3 separate regions of the Homo sapiens genome follow, and all the other regions are linked to region 1. Evidence: chromatin loops called from intact Hi-C (ENCODE). Cell type or tissue: PC-9. All regions are shown on one strand. Links, peaks and the distances in the headings refer to the core of each region. The heading gives the core; the rest is flanking DNA.

Region 1 (7,966 bases), core at 2,302-4,801:
CCTGGGCAACGCAGTGAGAGACCCCCATCTCTACAAAAAAAAAAAAGAAAAAAAAAAGAAAGAAAGAAAGAAAAGAAAATGAGATCTCCAGGTTTAAAAATTCATAAACACCACAAGGAAACAATACACTATGAGATCCAGCAGAAGCAACAGATTGACTCTGTAGACCCAGATACTGGAATTATCAGAGAGAATATAAAGTAACAGTGTTTTATATATCTAAAGAAATAAAAGAGATTTCTGGAAAAAAAAATTTAGGCCTAAGAATTAGTGAAAATCCCAACATTAAGGAAGGGATTATATGTTCAGTTTTTGAAAGGATAATGTGTCATTTTTAATATTTGCTATTTCCTGGAATCTTAGTTCTAGGATACACCATAAATGTCTGCTTTTATAGGTGAAGAAACTGAGGGTGAGAACTGAAGAGGGATTTATCTGAAGACGTTATGGTAGTGGAACCAATTTTTACTTTAATGTTGTTGCTCTCTTGATGATATTAGATGGTTTCATCAATTACTAAGTAAATTCCCAAGATTTACCTCGAAGTCACATTACCCTATTAACTTATTCTCCAGTTGTACCAATTTGCCATTTCATTCTGGTAACAAAGCTCTCTTACTACAATTCAGAAAATATTTGGGAGGCAGCTGCCACTGAGCCCAGACTTTGACAAAATATCCTCCCACAGAGGCCCAGTTAAACTATGGATTGCACTGAGCATTCTGTCCTTAGGTGCTCTGGCCTCCCAGTAGATAGCGGATGCTGTGGTAATTTATCACAACCCTCTACCCCTCCGATTACCTGCCAGGTGACTCTTCACTCCTGGCTTCTGCAGCCTCTGCTCTCCCCAAGATCCAGCTCTCTCAGCCCCCCATCTAAGGTTGCACAGTTTAGGTACATGCTGAAATCACCAATACAGAATCGTTTTAAAATTCGAATTAATTGGCTGAGTGTTTTGTTAAGACCTGATTGTGGGCAAGAACTATTTGTTAAATACTCTAAATTCTTAGAACCCAGCCCAGTACTTGCTAGTCATCATTTAAATACATTGAATGATAGAGAAAATTCTTCTGATCACAAACCTTATACCAGCGTTGTCAAAATTATAATGATAAAGTAGCTCATTTTAAGCGCGTCCTGGGTTGGGAAACTTAACAATTTTAAAACTTGGAATAAATTCAATAAAATGACATAGTATGGTTACAATGTCTGTCTACAGAGTCAGGGCAAGAACAAAGAAAATTGAAAGAAGATTGTTTTAGTGTAGTAAAATTACTGGATAATTTTCATTTCCTTTGCTCTTTAAAGAATTATTTGTAAAGGGTATTTGAAATGAAAACAAGATTGGAGAAAAACAACTTGGAAGAAAATCATAGGCAAATAACAATAATGATTGAAGAGTTGTGAATAAGGAGAGTTAGGAATCAAGTGGTTCCAGGCTTGCAGAATCTGAAAGGAGCCTAGAGTGAGGAGGTTGATCTGTGAAGGATGATGATGATCTCCATTAAGGACCAGACAGGAGGCAATAGGCTTAAGCTGCAGTATGAGGGATTTAGATAAGAGAAAAGGAAAAATTTTCAGACAGTGAGGTTCATAGATACTGGAATGTGTAACTGAGGAAGCTTGTGGAATTTCCTTCTCTAGAAGTCTTTTAAAAATAGGGCAGTGTCTCATCTGCCTGAAGGATGGACTCTATTTGACCTCTCAAATTGTCTACTGAACTCAGAAGGTGAACCACACCTTAGATAAGAAAGAGAGCCTGAATGATCCTGGGTAGCTTGAGTAATAAAAGTAGGGTGAACAAGTCATATTTATTTTGATTTATATATGTCATATATGTAAATTATGTCTGCTATAATTCCTTTTTTTCTTTCAATTGAATGTTTTCATTTTTAAGGCCTAGAGATTAGAGTTCAAGTAAAGATATTATAGGAAAGCAAGGAAGAACTCTTTTATCTTACTGTAGAACAAATTTTTAGAGGAATAAAAGGAGAAAAGGATATATTGGACATATTTGATTTTGATTTCACTCCCTATTCTAAATAAAAAAAAATACACTGCCCTTTCTGTTAGCTTTAGTATTTTAAGGGTAAATTTCAAAAAGTTAATTTAGTGTAAGTGTTTCTCACGGTGTTTTTGGCAGAACCGGTATCCCAAACTGGAAGAGGTTCTCTGTATTTAATTTCCTCTCAGGAAGTTTACCGTCAGAAGTCCAAATGTGAGGTCAAGTTTTGGGTTGCCGGAAATGGTAATGTCCTTTACTGTCTGAACACCCAGACAACACTTAATGAAACATTCTACTTTGTGGACATTGAAAGAAATTAAAATGCTTTGTTTCCTCCTTTTTATGATTGGTGATTTCTGTATTCAGTCTTCTAAAACTCAGAAACAAGACTATGTGTAAGTAAGAGCATCTGCATTCTCAGGATCAAGTTATAACTGCAGATTTTCAGTTACAGGTGATATCCATCTTTTTTTTCCTTCCTAAAAATAAAAATGTACTTACTTCAGGCCAAAGGAGAGGCAAGCTTTAGAACTCATTAGCCTTCAAGAAAAACAATTCCAGAGCATTCTAAACCTGATTTCTTTCTAACTCTGTTTGAGTTGACCTGAGGACTTTTACAGGTTAAAGCAGTGAGTCATTATATCTCACATTCATACAGCTCTACATATTTGTCAAAGTGCTTACTCATCTAATATCTAATATGATCTTAATAAGAACCTTGTGAATGTCATTATCTTATAGATGAAAAAATGATATCTTCATAAGATACAGTTTGCTCAAGATCACAAAACTAGAAAATGTAGTTTGAACACTTCTGATTTCAAAGCCAGAGTCTTCTCCACTGCCCCATGCTGTACTGTTTTTGAGAATTTGTGATTTCCTGGTGTTGTATTATTTTTACCATTGATGAGATTTTTGCCTGTGATTTATCCTGAATCAAAATAGATACTGTGATATGATACTAAAGTAATTGTTACCAAACAAAAAGTTGTGCTAGCATTCTTATGAAGTACAGCACTAAAGATTTTCAAAACATTTTGTTATTTTTACATAATTGGTCATGTAAATTTCTGGTAGGACACTCCTTATGAGATTACAACCCATTCTAATTTATGCTAGCTATTTATTGTTAAGCAGTATGTTGTTTTTATTACAAAACCTCCTTTAATCATTGCATCAGTCTCTGGCAGAATATTAAAAACAACTCCCATAATCCCTGGCACTCTGTCCTGGGTGTCTTTGGGGGTACAGTGGCTTTATTTCCTTCCCTAATAGTTCGGAAGTTTGTTTAATACTGACTCAGAGGAAGCATTCTAGCTGAGTCCTCACATGGTCTTGTTTACAGCTCCGGAGTGTACATAATAGATAAGCTACTGACTTCCACAAGACCCCCACGCTTCCTGGGTGTGTGGGTGTGTGTGCTTGTGCTTGTGAATTAAGGTTGTGCAATCTCCCTGCTAGCTGCATCAGGTTGCAAAGTCATTTACTTCTCTAAAATATTCCTCTAGCCAGCCTGACTTGATAAACCAAAATCATTGTATTCCATGGTGGACATGCTGGTAACTCATGATAAACACTAAAAATCCTACGGGTTTATAACAAGATAAAACCTGATATTGGGGCAGGGTGTAGAGAAATTTGCCCAAGGAAATATTGTGAAATAAAGTTGCAAATGGCTATAGATGAATGCTTTTCTATCTATAGGATTTCTTTTCTTGATTGTAATTATAAATTCTTTTACTGGTTGTAAATATAATTATGATTCTTATGTTACCCAGTCTGTACCAAGAACTTTGTTAGGCCAACAACATCTTACTTGATTGTAGTAGTAACCTTAAAAGATAAATATAGGTATAATGCTTTTTCAGAAGAAAAACTGGAGAATTCAAACATGTTCTGCATTGCACAGATGGTAAATGAGTGATGAATAGGGTCCTTTGACTCCAAAGATCAACTAGGTTCTTTCCACATATCTCTCTTTGGTTCCCTTTTTTGATATGACTGTATGAAATATAATTGTATTTACATAAAGTGCAGTAGAGTTCATTAGAAAAACTATTTCTGAATCTTAGGGTTCAGACTAAAGGTGTTTGGAGGCTGATGATAGTGGGCTGCAAAGAGCTTCATGGTGGGCTGCGAATAGCTTCATCAAACCCTTGAATGTGTCAGGAAAGGCAGATTCAAGGCAGAAATGTCACATGGACCCCAGATAATTCTTGCCTGGAGGAAAAGAACATATACATAATTATGTGTGTAATCCATCTTGGACATAGTACTAAGGTGATTAAATTAATCATGATTGAGTGTTGAGTGTTAAAATCCAAATGCAAATATCCTTCAACCAACTTTTTGCACCAAAACTAAGTAGACTTTATCATCTCAAAATAGTGCTTACTAAATATAGTCACTCTTTGTAACTCTTAGTTTTAAAAACCATAATAATTGTTTCCCTCTGTTTTCTCTCCTGAGCTGCTACTGCTGCTGTTGCTGCTAAAATATAAGGTATACCATGTATCACTTTTGCAGAAGACAGCTTTGTTTTTGTAAAGTGCCTGGAATGGAGTTTGTGGGTATATTGATTGCAGGCACTGAAAGACCTAGATGAATATGTAAGAATGACCACAAGCCACCAGATGTGGGTGTATTTATCCGTTTGCCTCATTACTAAAAGGTTTTAGTTCCAAAAAATATCCAGAAGAATTTAGTTTTGGGGAACTAGAGAGGCAGGGGGAGTGGAATTAAATTTTTTGAATTTTTAAACAAGTAATTTGAGCTTCCAATTGATATATTGTAATTTCTTTGCATTGGAATACTGATTTCTTAAGGAGTAGTTGCAGAAAGATTTTCTTTAGAAATTAGAAATTGACAGCCAGGTGTGGTGGCTCATGCCTGTAATCCCAGCACTTCGGGAGGCCAAGACCAGTGGATCACAAGGTCAGGAGATCGAGACCATCCTGGCTAACACGGTGGAACCCTGTCTCTTCTAAAAATACAAAAAATTAGCCGGGCATGGTGGTGGGCGCCTGTAGTCCCAGCTACTTGGGAGGCTGAGGCAGGAGAATGGCGGGAACAGGGAGGCGGAGCTTGCAGTGAGCTGAGACTGCGCCACTGCACTCCAGCCTGGGCAACAGAGCGAGACTCTGTCTCAAAAAAAAAAAAAAAAAAAAAAGGAAATTAGAAATTGACTTTGAAATTCATTTATTATGTAAACAGGAAGATATTTTATTGCAAAGACAATTGGAAATTGGAAAGTGTAATTAGTTATTAAAACAGCAATTAAGACATTTTGTGGGCTTAGATATATGTGTGTGTTTGCCTTGGTGGCATGTGCTCTGCTCCATTTGCACATTAAATTATGCCCATATAGTTATATCTGGTATTCTGCTCCTTAAATAAGTCATTTAGTTTCATTGATAGAGGGTAAATGAAGTTCTTTTTCATTCTTTTCAGAGATAGCATAGGGTAGTGGTAAGGATATTTCGTTTTGGAGTCAGTCTGCTTGGATTAAAATCCAAGGTCACCTCCATTAAGCTTTGTAACCTTGGGCAAGTTAGTAAATCTGTGTCTCAGTTTCTTTATCTGAAAAATGGAGATAATACTGTTACTTATTTCACTGGGTTCTTATGATGATTAAGATGAAAAATTATGTAAAGATCTGGCATATAATAAGAGATCAAAATAGAAATTTTAAAACATTTAAATTATATATATAGTAGTATTTGCCTTTTTTGGTTTACAGTTCTGAGTTTTAATACATGCAAAGCTTATTGTAACCAACAAAACATCAACACAATAGGATACAGAAAAATTTCCACACTCCCCAAAATTCTTTTTGCCTCTTTATCTTCAGACATATCACCTCCCTTCCATTCCACCAAATCCTCGCTACAACTGATGTATTTTCTGTTCCTATAGTTTTGCTTCTTGAGACTGCCATAGAAATGGAATCATACCATATGTAATCTTTTGAGACCTAGTATAATGTCTTTGAAGTACAACCTGATTTTCTTAGGCTCTTATCTGAAGAGCTGATTTCACCACGGAAAAGGAATTAGAGGAGGTGTTTATTTTTATTTTTAATTTTTGATCAAGGGGAAGAAAAATAAAACTCAGATTAATATCATCCAAAAGGAGAGTTTGGATTTGTATGAGAATTATTTTTCAGCATTTCAAACTATCAAATAGGATGTATCTTCAAGAGGAAATTACTTTCTTGTCATTAAGTACAATGAAATATAAGCTAAAGAGCCACTTGGAATGCGAAATGCAGAAAAATTCTAGAGAGTCAAATATAAATTAAATGATATATATTTGATTCTAGAAAGTCAAATATAAATTAAGTGTTGATGATGGTGGTGTGTGGTGTGTGTGTGCTGCGGGTGGAGTGGGGGCAAAGTGTTGGAAGGTCACCAATAATCCCAAATAACCCATAAACATAACCAGAGTAGCTTAGTATCATCTGGGGGCAAGTTAGCTACTGTTGGGGGTCTTGGAGAAGACTTAGACCCTAATCATCTCCCAATGCACTACATGAGTAGGGAGGTTAAGAAGCAGCTATTATGAAAGGGGGAAGAGAGACCATGTCTTCACCAGGACCGGGAGAATGATGGCATGGGAGAGGGTGAGAAGTGAAGTAAGGGAAGGAGCTGAGCGGGTGGCTGCCTAGATAAAGCTGCAACTGGGGAGGAGTTGTATGTCAAAACAAAAACACTGCATATTTGATCCTTAATAAGGAAATAATTTTTATGATTTTTACCGCATAGTTTCCTAATTTATTTGTGTGTATATACATGTATACTAAAATGTGATATTAGATGTATAGATGTGTTTTTAACTCAACCCATCTTAAATTTGCAAATCAGTTAACTTGCTCCTGAAAAATTTAGAGTTTACCGTATCAGCCACGATTTTCTAGGCATGTACTAGGGTAATGTATATGCTATTTGATTTTTTCTTATTTTTAAAAAAATTTCAATAGTTTTGGGGGTACTGGTGGTTTTTGGTTACATGGATAAATTCTTTAGTGGTAAATTCTGAGATTTTAGTGTACGCTGTACCCAATATGCAGTCTTTTATCCCTCATTCCTCTACCAACCTCTTCCCCTACCCGCCAAATCCCCAAAGTCCATTATATCTCTCTGCATGTCTTTACATTCTCATAGCTTAGCTCCTGCTTATAAGTGAGAACATGGCCGGGCGCGGTGGCTCATGCCTGTAATCCCTCACTTTGGGAGGCTGAGGCGGACAGATCACGAGGTCAGGGGATCGAGACCATCCTGGCTAACACTGTGAAACCCCGTCTCTACTAAAAATACAAAAAATTAGCCGGGCGTGGTGGCGGGCACTTGTAGTCCCAGCTACTCAGGAGGCTGAGGCAGGAGAATGGCCTGAACCCGGGAGGCGGAGCTTGCAGTGAGCCGAGATGCCACCACTGCACTCCAGCCTGGGCAACAGAGCGAGACTCCATCTCAAGAAAAAAAAAAAAGTGAGAACACACGGTATTTGGTTTTTCATTTCTGAGTTACTTCACTTAGAATAATGGCCTCCGGTTCCATCCAAGTTGCTGCAAAACACTTTATTTTGTTTTTTTTTTTTTTTATGGCTGAGTAGTATTCCTTGGTGTGTATATATATCAAATTTTCTTTATCCACTAGTTGGTTGATGGGCACCTAGGTTGGTTAACTATCTTTGCAATTGCAAACTGTTATTTACAAGTATTACAATTGTAAGTAACAATTTGATTGCAATTATAATTATTATTTAATACTTGAGAGAAAACTCTTCGGGAGAAATTTTTTCCATTTCATAGATGAGGAAACTGAGGTTCTGAGAAGTGAAATGAGGTACCCAGAGACGTGCAGATCATAAAAGCAGGCAGAGACAGAATTTGTTCTCAGAAATGTCTGTTCATCTTCTGAGCCTACGCTCTTCTCTTTGCTGGGCTTTTGCTATTTTCTCTGC
Region 2 (7,966 bases), core at 3,377-5,876, 52 kb after region 1:
TCCTTGTTTGGGCTATTGTAGCATAGGCTCACATTTACAGGCAGGTCTCGAGCTTTTTAAAAAGCATGTCCCAGTGGCTGAACTTAATCCCACCTAAACTGCCTTGAGAAATCTGTCAGTCAATGTCTCTATTATCAGTTGATGTTTTTCCAGTCAAAAACTGTTAAGTAACATACCTACTATAAACTAATGCTATGCGAGGAAGAGGTAAAATTCACAGGGGACAGCAAAGAAATTAGTAATGTATGGAATACTTGCTATGACTGATATATATGCAGCCATGGGAGCATCCACCGGAGAACTGCTCCCTTTGGTGTGGGCAGGGATGGCTCCCCAGAGAGGAGTCAGGAAAGTATATCAATGTTCCTTCGAAGGTGTGGCTTCTTGGAAATCCTAGCTTTAGGGGGTCTTTTACCTTCTCTTACCTTCTCCAGTTATTCACAAACAGCCTTACCAGGTTCATTGTTCCTCAACATTTTTCTCTTTTTTCATCCTTTTCCTCCCAGCTTGGATTTGTATCTATTAATTACTAATAGATATGATGATTTATTGTTTACAATTAAGGTGTAATTTATTTCTCCAGGAAGAGAGAGGAACAGCTATGGTTCTAACTCCTCCTCACCCCTGATAATTACATGTATTAATTAAGTCCTTTAATATGCATGCACCTAGCAAACACTTTTCCCAGTTTGTCCCTGAAATGCTCTTGTTTCTATTTCCTGTATTCAAGGAGCAACAATTCTTTGATGCTCACCTACCCTTGTTTATTTGCTTTTTAAAATTTATGTACTTACTTATTTGTACTCTTGCTCACCATGGTCTCTCTTGCCTCTCAAATTGTAGGAGTATTGAATATATCATTCTTACTAAATTAGCTGTTTGATCCCGCTACAAATCCAGTATTTTTATCTTGAACTTTTTTCTTTTAACAATGTGTGTGATATTTTTCCCAATTAATTCTTTGGAGTTCAAGGGTTAGATGTTATTTATTGTGCTTCATGGGTTTGTTTTTAGATTTAACATGTTAATATACACAAAAATAATACTAAAATGCTTAGGCTCATAAAATAAATATTAATTTCCCGGAGTTTGTGTCTTTTTGTCCTTTCCTTTTAAAATTTCCTTTATTGTATATTCATTCATTCTTTATTTCTGTAACAAAAAGTTCCAAAATATCTTTGTTCTTAGCACTTTGCAGACATAGGGTGTACACAAACTCATAAGATATGGACTCTGCCATGGAAGATGGGAGGACATGCTGTTTGAATACATCAATAAATAAGAAATAGTTTCATGCTGTTTTTGTTCAGTATGTATTTAATGATAGGTTTTACTATTTCTTTGATGTGTGTGAAGCTTCTATTACTTTCTGAGAATTTTGTTTACTGAGTCAAATTTTCTGCCTAGAGGCCTTAAGCTGCTGTGACAGACATGTTGAAATTTTTATAATGCGTGAATAGAGTATCAGTGTTGAGGCTCAGTGCAGTGCATTTGAGAACATTGTTTTTTCTGTAAGGAAACAACTTGCTATCACTCTGACCTAGGCAACAGATTTACAGATGCACTTAGGAAATCTAGTGATCTTTACTATCTGCTATCTCTAAATGTGACTGAATTGCATTGAATAAATATTTACTGAGAGTCTACTAAGAAGAGCCTCCAAGATTCTGCATTAGATTTGTACAGAAGTCGCTGTAACATGCTAGGAGAGCCATCAGAGGAGACAGAAGCAAACTCATGGTGGTAAGAGGATGCAGGAGTCTGTGGTGGCTGTGGTCTTAGGAATATTTCAGGGTATCAAGGAAGTAAGCTAATGAATAATTTCTGAAAGGGCTTTGAATACTTGGCTGGCAATGGCAAGTTACATATGACCAACCTAATTATCACTTTGCTTCTCATCCAATAATGAGTCAGTGTCTGTCTGGTGAGGTTCTGACACACCCAAAGTGCTCTGCCAGCAGATATATGAAACTCTGAAGAATAGTCTTCATATGATCTTTGGTTGTGATATGATTAGGAGGGAGTAGTCTGAATTGTGGGGCTCCCTGAAGTCTTCAAGCAGGGTTCTGGTCCGCAAGTTCTCTCCTGGAAGGTGGGAGGGGTCCTGAGGGGTCATGATCTATTCAAGCCCCCATCCAACCCCCACATCACTAAACATTCCCATTTGTGTCTTCTGGTGCTTCATGTTACATATGAAGTACAAAGACCATTGAATACTTTCACTTTCATTTTGGAAATCCTATCTATTGAGGGTAGGAAATGTGGTTTCTAGGGTTTGTTGACCATTTGGTTACAATTTGGGATTGCAACTGACTTGCAGGATTTCAGACAATGCAAAGGCAAAGTCTAGTCTATTCCTGGAAGAAAAATCATGGGATGGGGAGACCTTTTTTATCTATGCCACTTTTTAACCTTTTTTTGGAGGTACTGGCAGTTATAGCCACATAATTCTATTAGGCCATCGATGGCTGGGTCTAGATCTGTGACTTTCAAATTAGGTCTTAATAGGGTTGGAATAGGGTTATAGTGGTGTCCATTGTAAATTGGTTCCTAAAATTTTATTTATGTCCCATCTACTCCTTTAACAAATATGCCTTAAGCACTTACTATGTGAGGGACTCTGTGTTAATTCTTGTCAAGAGATATAAAAATGTATAGTCTTGGCCGGCGCGGTGGCTCACGCCTGTAATCCCAGCACTTTGGTAGGCCAAGGTGGGTGGGTCACGAGGTCAGGAGATCAAAACCATCCTGGCTAACACGGTGAAACCCCGTCTCTACTAAAAATACAAAAAATTAGCCGGGCATGGTGGTGGGCACCTGTAGTCCCAGCTACTCGGGAGGCTGAGGCAGGAGAATGGTGTGAACCCGGGAGGCGGAGCTTGTAGTGAGCCTAGACTGTGCCACTACACTCCAGCCTGGGCGACAAAATGAGACTCCATCTCAAAAAAAGAAAAAAAAAAGTGTAGTCTTGCATGCCTCTTTATCACCTGTCAAGGGTGATAAGTTTAAAACAATTTTTTTCCTCTGGGATTTGAAGATTTTCTCCTGTTTCTTTTCTTCACTATTTCTTAAGATGAGAGTCTCTATGTCCTGTGAATATGTAATAAGCAAAGAACAAAAGTAGTTTTCTGACCTTTAACTGTTTCAGAATAGTTTTGAATATATTAGTTAAAATAGCATAATATTATGTCTTCAACATGAATACAATATCTTAAATTTCATGAAACATGGCACACACTTGTTCTGTGTAGTAACTGTAATAAGGCAGACATCGTTAAATGCCCTATTTTGTAGATGGTGACTCAGAGGTCAAGTAATTTCATTATGACTGGCCAAGTGGCAGAACCTGAACTGGAAAGGGGAGTGTGGTGCCCTTTCCATTGCTTTACATTTCCTTGTAAATGTCAAGAGCAGCTGAATGTTAGTATTCTTTTCAAACTGCAAAGTGACTTTTCAGCAATTGGGGTTGTTGTTTGAAATGTTTTTGAATGGCTTGTCTTCTATCTTTCCCTCATAGGAAAAGAAAAATACGACACATAGCCATGATTGAAGACGTGTACCTTCATCTGAGAAGACATCTGCAAATATTCTGGTCACTATTAAACTATATCCAATTTTTAAGTTGTTTATTTTTAAGTGAGGGCTGTTTTTATAGATAAAGTTTAAAAAGTCTGGCATTGTTGACATATATTTTACATTAACCTTTGCTTTTGGAAGAACCAGATATTCCCAATGTTAGTGTAATCGATCGTATTTTTTTGATTGTTATGTGGCAGTTGCATGTATTACGTTTTTAAGTTGTCATAATAACCTGGTGAGAGAAGTACTATTATTATTTGACTTTTGTAGATGAGAAAATTGAGAGACAGAAAAGTTAAGTGACTTGCCCAAGTTTATACAGCTAGCAAGTAGAAAAACTGAGATTTAAACTCGGGATGGACTTGTTCCAGAGCCCATGTTTTTAACCACAGCATTATACTGACCCGTCTTGGCACTGCACTGATGAGGTGTGTGATCTTTCTTAGGTCACCTAATGGTTTTGGTTTTCAGATTCATTTATGAGAAGGAGAATGCATGGGATAATTTATTTTCTGAGCAGTATTCCTTGTATGCTTACATGCCTTTATTTAGTCCTCACAAGAACCCTAGACATAGATAGAATTATTATCATCCTTATGTTACATATGGGAAAATTAGAACTTAGAGAGTTCAAGTAACTGCTAAAGGTGACATAATCGGTGTAAGAACTGGGAATCACCGCCAAGATTTCAATCACTATGCTTTACTGTCTTTCCTTTTTAGGGGCTTATGCTGCCGTCAAATTCTTTACATTGAATCCTGGCTTTTTATTTTAGAGTCATAATGGCAATATGTTTGTTTCATAAAACCTTTCATTTAGAATTCATCCAAGAAGTGACTTAGTCTACTTATGGCTGCAAATACTGGGGAGCCATTAGCACAGTGACAGCAATCTTAACAATGAAACATTGTGCTATTAATATTATATTATTATTTTTTTGAGGAGTCACATGTGTAGCAAACAGGATGTAACCGGACATGTCAGGCAAGCTGTTGCTAACCCTGAAGACTACAAGGGATTAAATTCTCATTATTCCTCAGAGTTAGTCCCCAAATATCTGTGTATGTTCAGTTTCTTCAGTTTGGCAGGAAGTTTTAAAGAACTAAACAGCATGCCCTTCCGCCTGTGGCATATTCATAAGCTATTTTTGGGTGAGTCATCGGAATTCTGTGGTTTGTATCCTGAAGGGGGAGAGGAGACACTGTATGTTTAGCCTTTTTTTTTTTTTTTGAAACAGCTAGTTGAAAAAAAAATTCTTTGATAAAAGTTCAACATTAGGTAAGAAATATCTGCGGCAGGATCTTTCCATTGTGATAAATATTCCTCTCATGTTCACATCTCTGGGAATATTATACAAGTTTAATTATTTGACCTGTGCATATTCATGGCTTGACCTAGTGCACACAGAAGCTCTGGTCTGGTGTTTAGCTGAGGCAATTCATGGGGAATAAACAACTGGCTAAATGAGTCTTCTTCTGTCCTTGGAGTCTGCTCCCTAATGTCAAATCAATGCAGTAAGCTGGATAGAGTTGTGGACATTTATGAAAACACAAAGACCAAGCCAAACCTTTTGAGGCCTGTTAGGTAATATAACTAATACTGTAATTGTGGGTTATGATTAAATATTTGTAATGGTAAAAAAAAGAAGTGGGTGAAAATTGACAGTCTTTTTCTTTGTAACAACAAGAGAGCCTAAGAGGGAATTCCAGTAATTAATACATATTTTCCTATCTCATCAGGAAAAGGAGCTGATTGTTAATGGAAGAAGGAAGAAATACAAGTTTGTTGGGTATTTAGTATATGCCAGACGCTGTACTAGGGCTCAAAAAAAATTCCATAGAGACCATTTAGATCTGGCGAACATACTACTTTCAGAAACTGAAGCGAGTTTGTGGTCTACAGCATCAGTAGTCCATAAGACAGAGATTTAAGAAAAGAAATGGTGGTATTTAACACCCCTGTTCAATTATAGTTATCCATATGATATGACTGACTGATTTGTGACTGTCAACAGACGTATTCATAGAGGACAATTTCAAGTTAATCTTCAAAATGGGAGAGTTAAATTATTTTTAAAAAATAAAGAGTGACTACTGTTTGGTCCTTGAAATGATGTTAGGTGGATCATGAATTAGGCATTAAATGGCATTAAAACACATAATGAGAAAATTCTCTCTTTTTAATTCCCTTTCAGTTTTCTGAGTATGTCAAGCAGGAAGTTTCAGTGTGGTGTTAGTGAAATGTTAGCTCTTCTCAGGGCAGGCAACATCTCCCTTCATAACACTCCTTTTTAGAGTTACATTTTATTATGTTTTATTTCTGGCAAGTGAAATTGGTTTCCATTTATATGGAGTAGATATTAAAAATGTATTCATATGAAATATTAATTGATTTAAAAATATTAACTAAATAATACATGTAGTGAGCTGAATGGGCAATGGGACACCACCCTGAAGAAATTATCCACTGTGTAAAACTTCACAATTTTAGTGATTAAGAGGCAGATGGTTTCATAAAAGAAAACAAAAAATATAGTTTGTTTAAGATCTACCTGCTTGTCCAGAGCAGTTGTGTTCAAAGTGTGGTCCATAGACAAATGATGGTCTATGAACTTTTTGCCTGTCTGGAAAAAAATAAATATAGAACTCGTGAGTAACCATTTAGAAACTTTTATAGCTTTTATAGCTTATAGCTTATTGCTTTCATATCCAATTGCACAATATATTTTTCTAGTAATTGTTTTTGGTATTTTACAAAAGTGTCATTCTGTGATAAATTAGGGGAAAACCTAATCATTTGAGAGGGATTGATCTAAAACATATATTTAGAACAAGAACAAAACTAAGAAAAGTGGTAGTCTAAGCAGTTATGGAAAAAGAACATGCATTGGCAGAAAGTATGCAATCATCACAGGATCTAAAAAATAGGAATAAAGAGACTAAGATGGTACCTTTGTAAGGATTGGGACTGTCACAATTATCTTATGGTTGTATCCCAAGGATCCAGTGTAGGTCTTGTCATATAATCAGCATTTGATAAATATCTGTGGAGTGAATGAAGAAGTAAATGAATCAGTGAATGAGCTATGGTGCTTGGCAAGTAGGTCTAATGCAATCGCCAGAGAAAATGCTCTATTACATTGCAGTAATTGTTCATCATGCTTTTCCATTTATAACACTCTCTAATTCCCTTTTTTTCTAGATATATAAATATCAAGTCAACTTCCAAGTATGTATTAATTAGCTTGTCAGTGAATCTTGATTCCAAAAATGTGGTGCCTCAATTTAAAATAAATACTTTTAAATATTGGGTTGAATACTACAACAGGAAGCATAGACTGGATTGTGTTTCAGTAGGAAAAACCTCACTGTCTCAATGGCTTAATCCAACAATCACTTATTTCTTTCTCACATATATGTCTAACAAAGACTGACATAGGGCTTTGCTTATTACAGTCATCTCAACCTGTGTTTCCATGATAACCGTAACAAAAGATGTAGCAAATAACACACTGCCTCTTAGAGCTTCTGCCTGGAAGTGACACATTTTACTTCTATCCACTTTTTTTTTTTTTTTTTTTTTTTGGCGAAAGCAATGAATTCACATCTAATATCAGCGAGGTAGGGAAATGCAGTCCTACTATGTACCAGGAAACTGGAAAGCCAGAAAAATTTCTTGAAGAACACTACTAACCAGCATATACACCCATATGAATTAGATTAACAATAATTATTCTACCTCTGGTTGATCTTCTGTGATTGTACCAACAGCACTGAGTTTATGCACTGCCAGATAACTGGGCTGAATCGTCAATGTGGTGATCCCGTGAACATACTGCTGTTGATACACTTCTGCCTCAGCTGTCAGCTTGCTTACTTTAGCAGCAGCTCTGTTTTCCATTCTTTCTAATATCAATAGTGACATCTGCTACAGAATACCAACTTCTCTGGTTTGAATTCTCTCTCTACCAACTAAACATTACAACTGAATATTTCCTCCCATGAGAAGGAAGGTGATTGGCCTTAGATCTTGCTCTGAGAGATTTCTTCTAATGAATTTTTTAAGTGGCTGCAAATGTAAACTTTCTGTAAATATTCTTGTGTGAGATTGTTAGAATGAGTCAGGTTCCAGGAAGCTGATCAAGCCTGAGAAAATTGAACATATGAAATTTCTAGACTTGCAAACTTGAGAAAGAGGCCTGAGGTCCTAGTGATCTATAGTATTCATGCTATGAGTGTTCAACAGTTTCTGTCTGTCTGTCTGTCTGTCTGTCTGTCTCTCTAACCTACTTATTTTCTAAATGTCTTCCAACACAGGACATACCAACATGTCTAAAGTGGGCTGGAAAGGATAATTCTGAGGTACATAAACATTTTTGCTCTGTAA
Region 3 (7,966 bases), core at 2,935-5,434, 74 kb before region 1:
AGGCCACCAGACTGCTGGGTCATGGAATTATAGCTACATGACAAAGAAAATAGGAGGGTGGGCTGAGCCAGACTCAGAAACTATTCCAAAAGTACTATGACTTTTTAGGAAGCTAGTTCTTTTTATTTGAAATATTTTGTGTTTTTTTGCATGAGAATTAGCCTATGCTTCTTAAAAATATCATAAAATGTCAGCTAGTAGAAAAATAAAGAGTTTAATCTCCACTCCGACTACCTAGAGTCAACCCTTGTTCATACTGCAGTACATTTTTTTCTTTTAGTTCTGTTCTATGCTTTAAATAAAAATACAATTAGGTCCATATGGCAATATAATTTTGACTCCTTTTAAAACTGTAGCTTATATCATAAGTCTATTTGATGTTGTTTTGAAGTTGTCATGTACATTTTGTCATACAAGTTTTTAATGACTGTTTTTATGGGGTTGTGCCCCAAGTTACTTATTCATTCCCATGTTATCAGATATTTTGTTCTTTAGCTTTTTTTTTTTTTTTTTTTACATTATAACTAATGAGGCAATGTGTCTTGAGTATTTTGAATTAACTCTCTAGAATCGATTCTTGGGGAGGTTATTTACTTTGAAGTGATGGACAGAGTGTAGGAGATTTATGAGTGAACTCTTGTCTGATTTGGAAATATAGAGTTGTTTAGGCTAGGTATTACCAACCCAAAGTTGACACTTGAGTCACCTAAGTTCTTCTCTACTCCAGAGACTTGGCCCTGCCTGGCCTGATCCCAGGAAAAGAGATTTTAGGGATTACAGAAATGGGAACAAGTTGTGGGTCTGAGCACAGCATGCAAATTAATTCAACACAGCCCCTGGGACAGGCCCATGATCAGTGAGCTGAAACTCCCCCTTCAAGTGCTTTCATGATTAGACTCCAGCCTAGGAAGCTTGTCTATTAGTTGTGTAATCTTGAAAAAATCTCTGACACTTTTCCCTCTGACTCAGTTTCCCCATCTGGCACCCAATCTTTTACAGTGTTATGAAAAATAGGGAAAATGTAGAAAGGAAGAACATGGCACCCAATCCTTAATGGACACTCAGTGAAAGCTGGCTATCATCATCATTTTTGGGGTTGTTGTGTTCTACAAATGTATTTTCCCAGGAGTTTTTTTTACTCTGTCTCCTCTTTCCTTCATATACCCCCAGCCTGTGGCTGGGGTCTTGCTTCAACCACCATGCACCTTTCTGAAACCCAAGTTTTACTCCCTGATAAAGGTATTGACCTCTTGTTGGTCTCATCCTCCAGACCTACCTATACTTAAGAAAATGACATCTCTTTAAACTGGTCCCCAGTTCACTTGTTTTCCCTAACATTTTAATTCACAAGATTAATCACTTCCCTTACAGGCCAGTCTTACTGCAGAGTTGATTTTTATAATTTTGGGCCTGTTGGTCTGGTTGTACTTTTCTCTTTCTGCTGGTCTGCTAGTTATAGCGGGTCTTGAAAGCAGTGATATGTTATGACATTGTCATCACCCTCATTATTGCTCTTTATATAACAGTAGCAGCATAACTGTGTTTTGATTTCTTGTACAAGGCATAAAGTGTGCTAGTGGCTCACTATTCACATCAATCTCATCAGAAAATGTTATTTCCTCCTTTTGTTGATCATGATATAGAGGCCCAGTGACATTAGGTAACTTGCTCAAGATCACACATGTGGAAAGCTACAGAGCCAGACTTGGAACTGAGTCCATTATATCTTAATCCCACTGCACTCCAAAATTTGTTGAATGAAGGAATAGATAAACGTATCATGATTTTGATGTTCTGACTAATTCGTAGCCAGTACTTTATTGCTATCGGAGCTTAAGCTTTAAGTACTGGCTAGGAAATAGTCAGAACTTTATTTTTAAGGAGGAGCATATAATTATGTATATTTTATACCTGTAGTAAATTGGGAACTATAGAAAACATGTAGAGGATTGTGTTTACCAACTTCATGTAGAGTGAGGATACCCGACTCTAGCTTGCTGGTAGTTAGGTAAGTCAGACATGGGCAGGGGATAAACCAAATTAGACTATTTCCATTTGACTAAGCCATATAATCAGGTGTAAGCCACGGAAAGAAATCTGGAAAGACAGGTGCAATATTAGAAGATGGCTCATGATAGTGATCATTAGAGGTTCAGGCTTGAGAAAGCCAATTGGAATCAAGAAGGCCTAATCCTGGGGTTCTGTCACAGAAAAGAAGGCTGGTAGCAGGAAGAGGACATGTAACATGAATTACATGATTAGATTTGTGTCATAATAACAAAAACAATAATGATAATAACACTAATAGCTTGTTATATGCCATGCCCTGTACTAAGAACTATACGTATGTTATCCCATCTAAATCACATTTAATAGATTCCCATTTTTCTCATGAGAAAATTGCATCATACAGAGATGAACTAACTTGCTCAAGGCTATAGACCTGGTAATTAGCAAAGCAGGGATTTGAATTTAGATGTATTTTTCTCTGAAGGCTGGGTTTAGATAAATGGATCTGGAAGCACTGGGAAGGATGAATTAATGGGATGGAGTGCAGGGGATGCAGAGTGCCCACTTATGGAATGATTTCATTCAAGAGAGACAGGAGGGTCAGAGGTAAGAATGCTACCGCTGGGACAGAGAGGAAGGTACAGATATGAGATATGGTAAGAAGGTATACTACAACAGTGGCTCCCAAATCTCAATGAGTAGCCAGTTCTCATGGAGGTTTTGTTTTTATTTTTGAATGAAGATTCCCATGGCATACCTTGAATATTCTGAATCAGAATCTCTGGAATACAACTTGGTATTCTTATAAAGCACCCTAGGTGATGCTGAAGCTCTGCCAGGTTCAAGAACCACAGCTCGATCAGCCTATATTTAGATGTTTGGGGTGGAGAATGAGAGAAAGAAAAGATTTTAGGGTGGCATCCAGGTTTCTGAATTTTGTGACTCAGTGAAGTTTTTGGAGGGTAGGTAAGATGCTGAGTTCAGTTTTGGATGTGTTGAGATGGACTGGTCCTGTGGATTTAGTTGGATATTAGAGTCTAACGCTTAGAACAGAGGTCAAGGCTGTAGATTTAGATATGGAGGACACTGGTGTTTGGGTGGTGATGGCGCTATATATTACATGGAATTTTCAAAATACTCAAAACTTCAGTTTTCCCTCAATAATTAATCACTTTACATCTTTGTGATCTTAAATCTCTTTCTGACCATTGATTGAAACTTTTGCTTTTAAAATTTACATTACCTTTCTTAACAGTTCCTTAAGATTCATGCATTGTTGTAAGTAGTTACTTGCACCATTTCATTGGATTCACACCAACAATTGTTAAAGTAAAATTTATTTTTCCTGTGTTTTAGATGAAGAGATTTAGGCAGGTTATGTAACACACCCAAGGTAATATAGTCAAATAATTGAGCCAGAATTTGAGCCCAAGTCTCTTTCTGACTCTAGGCTTAGAGCTTTAGGGCTATTTCACAAAAGGGCTGTTCCTAGGTCAGGCATGACAACTTCTATATTACCTTCGTAAAAGAAGCAATATAATCTACCACTATTAAATTTTGCAGGTTAATTTTATATTATGTTTAAATACAGAAAACTTTATTTAAAACTCAGTTGAATTTCTCTTGAGAAATTGGCCATGTAGTAAATTATATTTAATAGAAGAGTTTGTGTACTTCCCAGGGAGCAGAGTATTGGCCTGATCAAAGCACCTTTCAGCCTTTGTCTAACAGCATGTGGGTAGGCTACATTTTTTTTACTCTCAGAGAAAGGGGGTGGGCAGGGGTGTGATATGGGTTTTTGTCTCTGGGAGTTCTGTTGCATGATTTGACCTCCCAAATTGTTTTGTGGGGCATATCCAACTTTGGGTTGAAACTAAAATGGGTTCTTGGTAATCCCAGATTGAAAATATGTCTCAGCAGTAACATTGTTTATCTTTAGGTTTAGGTAAATACAGACATTTGCCATGTCTTCTTGGTAGCACTGTAAGAATGAGTAGGGCTGTGAAAAATGCACAGGGCATTCATTATGAAGACTGGCTGGTTAAAACTGATACACTAAAGAAATTGCATTCTTTTCCACAAGCTGAGTCATACAGCTGAAATTGTGGAATCATCTGAGCCAGCAGCTGTAATATGATACTTAATCTCCATAAGTGACAGATATCTAAGATAACACGAACACCCAGACGACAACTCAGGCAACCCCAGCACAGTGTTTTGGTATGAGAACAGGAGAAATGTTAGTAGAGTGAACATTTTTCCACAGAGAACTCAAATATGGTAACATTCTCATAGCTTTGATAATCCCCAATAAACTGTGGTTACTAAAATGCATGACAAAAAGAACTTCTATCTATAAAGAACTTCTTTATACATTTCCAATACTTGGGTTATGATCAAGGAGAAAAAAGTTTATCAGTTAATTAAGAGTTAGGTAGCTAGTTTGCCCACAGATTAATTTGTATGAGGTAAAGGAAATCTCACCTAACTGGGAAAAAGCAAGCTTACCCTCAAGGTATGCTTATCCCAACCCCACCCTGCCAAGTGCATTCCTTATTCCTCAGGTGTGCCTGTTTATCCCAAGGACCTAGCCACACCTACATCTTGTTCTGGCCCCACACCAAGGAACATATAAAAGTTCCCTCTCTGGCCGGGCGCGGTGGCTCACGCCTGTAATTCCCAGCACTTTGGGAGGCTGAGGCGGGCGGATCACGAGGTCAGGAGATCAAGACCACCCTGGCTAACACGGTGAAACCCCGTCTCTACTAAAAAATACAAAAAATTAGCCAGGTGTGGTGGCGGGCCCCTGTAGTCCCAGGTACTCGGGAAGCTGAGGCAGGAGAATGGCGTGAACCCTGGAGGAGGAGCTTGCAGTGAGCCGAGATCGTGCCACTGCACTCCAGCGAGGGCAACAGAGCGAGACTCCGTCTCAAAAAAAAAAAAAAAAAAAAGTCCCTCTCTTTATATCTCAGGGTATCTTGGAGTCACTACTGATCCTTGACCTCCCTCCTTTCTCTGACCATGTCTAGACAAGTGTCCAGGTCTCCTGTGCCAAATGTCTATTTGTTGCCTGGATTAGGTTTTGACTTGTTTTTCTATTTCTTTGCATCTCGTAGCCCATTTCTTTGATTCAATTTCACAATCTCTTGATTTTGTCCTTAAGTATTTGGCAACACAAACCCTCGAGAGGCAGGATAGTTCAACAGAAAGAAGATGAACCTTGGGGGTCAGAAGATTCAAACTTCCAGAATTTAAATCTTCATTCTGCTATTACTAGATTTATAAACTTTATCAAATCACTCTCCTACTCTATCCCTTAATTCAACATATTTAAAATTGGAATAAAAATCTCAATGTGGTAGAGTTATTATTGAGATGAAAATCAGAATAGATACAAAGAACTTGATAGCCCCAAGGAGCTTGATCAGTGTTTGTTTAATGGCCCTTCCTCTCTTCTCATATCTCAGTTCAGATCCTACTCAGCCATTTATTTTATTCTGCTCCTTTTGGAGTAGAGAATAAAGCCAAGAATTATGCTTAAAAAGTAGCATAATTAAAAGTATTTAAAACACAAGTAACTTGAGAAAGGTGAGTTGGAAGTTTATATCTAACCTCAGTTTTTTTTGGAGAGAAATTTACCCGTCAGGGCCAGATTAAAACATTTACAAGTCCCAAGCACACGTGAGATGAAGATGCCCCTCACTTATCTCACATGTAAGTTGAAAGTTAAAAAGTGAAAATGTCTACTAGAGTTCAATAATATTCTTTTTTTCCCATGACTTCTCTGAAGCTTTTAGAAAATATGAAATTCTTAAAAACAATAACAGTAACCCACATTTTTATTGCCCTGGTTTGCCCTATCTTATCTTTCTCCTGCTCACAGGGTCTGAGGCAGCTGGGATAGGGGAGAATGATTACCAGCCAATCAATATTTTTTGAACCCCAGAGATTATTTATTTATCTATCCATTTATTTATTTTGAGATCTTATTTTATCTGGAATCTTAATAAACGATTAGTTTCCAAACTGTATCTACTGTGTGTATTTTATCCATATGGCCCAGATTTGTATTACTTATTTGTGATTCTGAATAATATTTTTTCCAACATTAATTATCAGCCTCTCTGTGCCCCTCCAGAATTGTTACAACCTATGTTAATGCACACTATGGCAAGCCATGTGAATTGCCTACGCAGGGAAGTTTTCTTCATACTTCCTTGCCAAGAGAACCCCATTATTGGTCAGTTACTAGTCACATGATCTTCTTTAGCCCCTCCTTAGCCCCTGTAGTGAATCAGGAGTAGCCTAAGGCCATGGTGGTAACTCCCCTTTTTCTTGGAAATGTTTGATTTAGATATGGAGAAGAGGTGCAACTTTGCTTATGAAATGGGAGGGCAAATATGGGAAACTTTAAGGTAAGTTTTCTTTCCCCTTGAAGGGGACCAAAAAGTTGTGGTTTATACTTTCTTGACTCTGGTCACTGTTGGGTGAAGAGTTGGTGCTATGGAAGCCATCTTCAGACCATGAGGGGACAAGTCTGAGGATACAATTACATGCTACCGGTGGCAGAGGACAGTATAGCAAGAAACTGGATCCCTGATGACATTGAACCATTGACTGAATCTACCCTGGAACCATCAGGAAATAATCCTTAGTTTTTTAAAGATGCTTTTAGTTGTGTTTTTTATTACAAGTACCTGAAAGCATCCTAACTAATCAATGCTAAATGCATCTCTCACAGTTTATGCTTATTTTTCAGAAATGCCTAGTGGAAATTTCTATTGCTGATTATAATATTTGTCCTAAATAAATTGAATAGACTGTCAATCTTTTGAAAATAAAAGCATGACTTGATTAGCAATTGTTTAGTCTGATGTTTTCCTAATTTCTGTCATTTGCATACCACTTCTTTGATTTTGTCATATCCTTGTATCATCTGCACTAATAGAAATATTTTTCCTTAAGTTGTCTCTCCTTTAAAAAATTATATCCATTTATTTTGAAGAGAAACTTTTTCACTAACTATAAATTGAAAACCGATATCATTTGCCTTAAATAGAAGATTGTCATAAAAAGAAATGCCATGAGTGAAATAATGTTATTAAATATTTGCCAGATATAGTTTCCTATGAAGACTCTGAGCTTGTGGCTTGCTGTCTCTGTTGAAAGGAGAGACTAGGGAGTGTTATAGAAGTGGTAAAATAATCCTTCCACTGACTGAGACTATTTCCTTGCCACAATCAGAAGAACTAAAAGAAAGGAGGATATCTGTTAATATATGAATTTATCTAAATGTCATGCAGTGACTTCTAAAATCATCTGGTGTGCTCTGTTTCCCCTTGGAGGTGACTTAGGCCTGGCATCCCAAACAATACATACTGGAGTGAAGCTCCAGGAAACCCTGAGGAGAAGAGAAGGGCTTAAAGAGCAATCAGCCTTCGATTGCTGGGATTATGAAAGGTCGTAAGAAGCGAATGTTGCAATGTTTTATTATACTTGATATTGAAGCAAGGACAAGTAATAATTTATTATTCTCTCCATGTCAGTGGTATTTACCTTTTTGGAATCATGTGCCCCATTGAGAATTTCTGGAAAACCATGGTTCTTCTACTCAGGAGAATGCACAATTGCACACATACACAAATGTGCAAGCACACACACACACACACACACACACAGAATTGCCACAGAAGGTCAGTAGGTTCACAGGCCCTAGGCTAAGAACCAGCATTCTGTATATTTTACATGTGTTCTCTTACAAGTTACCGTGTGATTCAGTTCACTCCAAACTGCGGTTAAGTGCAAAACATGGTTTTGAATATTTCTATCAATTAGTAAGAGTGGTATGTTAATTTAAATACACCAAAGTGGAGAATTACTGTCCTCTCAATAGCTACTTTAAATAGACATAAGTTACAGTGATATTGCCTTCCAGGAGGCTTCAAGAAATGAGATC

Evidence for each region. Hi-C counts contacts between places; a loop is a spot of excess contacts. Peaks named below come from ENCODE experiments on the same cell type or tissue, not always from the same donor. Only the 100,000 strongest peaks of a DNase experiment are listed, where the experiment ranks them.
Region 2: it touches region 1 in a loop (2.8-fold over the local background); 8 of 110 quality-filtered maps call a loop at or near these places.
Region 3: it touches region 1 in a loop (8-fold over the local background); 3 of 110 quality-filtered maps call a loop at or near these places.

Annotation. Positions count from the first base shown.
Region 1 is chr9:22,155,824-22,163,789 of GRCh38, forward strand. No RefSeq gene overlaps it. Among named protein-coding and RNA genes, the nearest start is that of CDKN2B, 150 kb to the left of the region's middle. In PC-9, for the core only: no CTCF peak of the experiment used is centred there; DNase peaks (open chromatin) are centred at 2,588 and 3,318; H3K4me3 peaks cover 554 bases; H3K27ac peaks cover 2,500 bases.
Region 2 is chr9:22,207,147-22,215,112 of GRCh38, forward strand. No RefSeq gene overlaps it. Among named protein-coding and RNA genes, the nearest start is that of CDKN2B, 200 kb to the left of the region's middle. In PC-9, for the core only: no CTCF peak of the experiment used is centred there; a DNase peak (open chromatin) is centred at 4,775; H3K4me3 peaks cover 601 bases; H3K27ac peaks cover 2,500 bases.
Region 3 is chr9:22,080,780-22,088,745 of GRCh38, forward strand. The region is part of intron 12 of CDKN2B-AS1 (CDKN2B and CDKN2A antisense cis and trans regulatory RNA 1); the gene reads left to right. Among named protein-coding and RNA genes, the nearest start is that of CDKN2B, 75 kb to the left of the region's middle. In PC-9, for the core only: no CTCF peak of the experiment used is centred there; DNase peaks (open chromatin) are centred at 4,082 and 4,562; H3K4me3 peaks cover 731 bases; H3K27ac peaks cover 2,500 bases.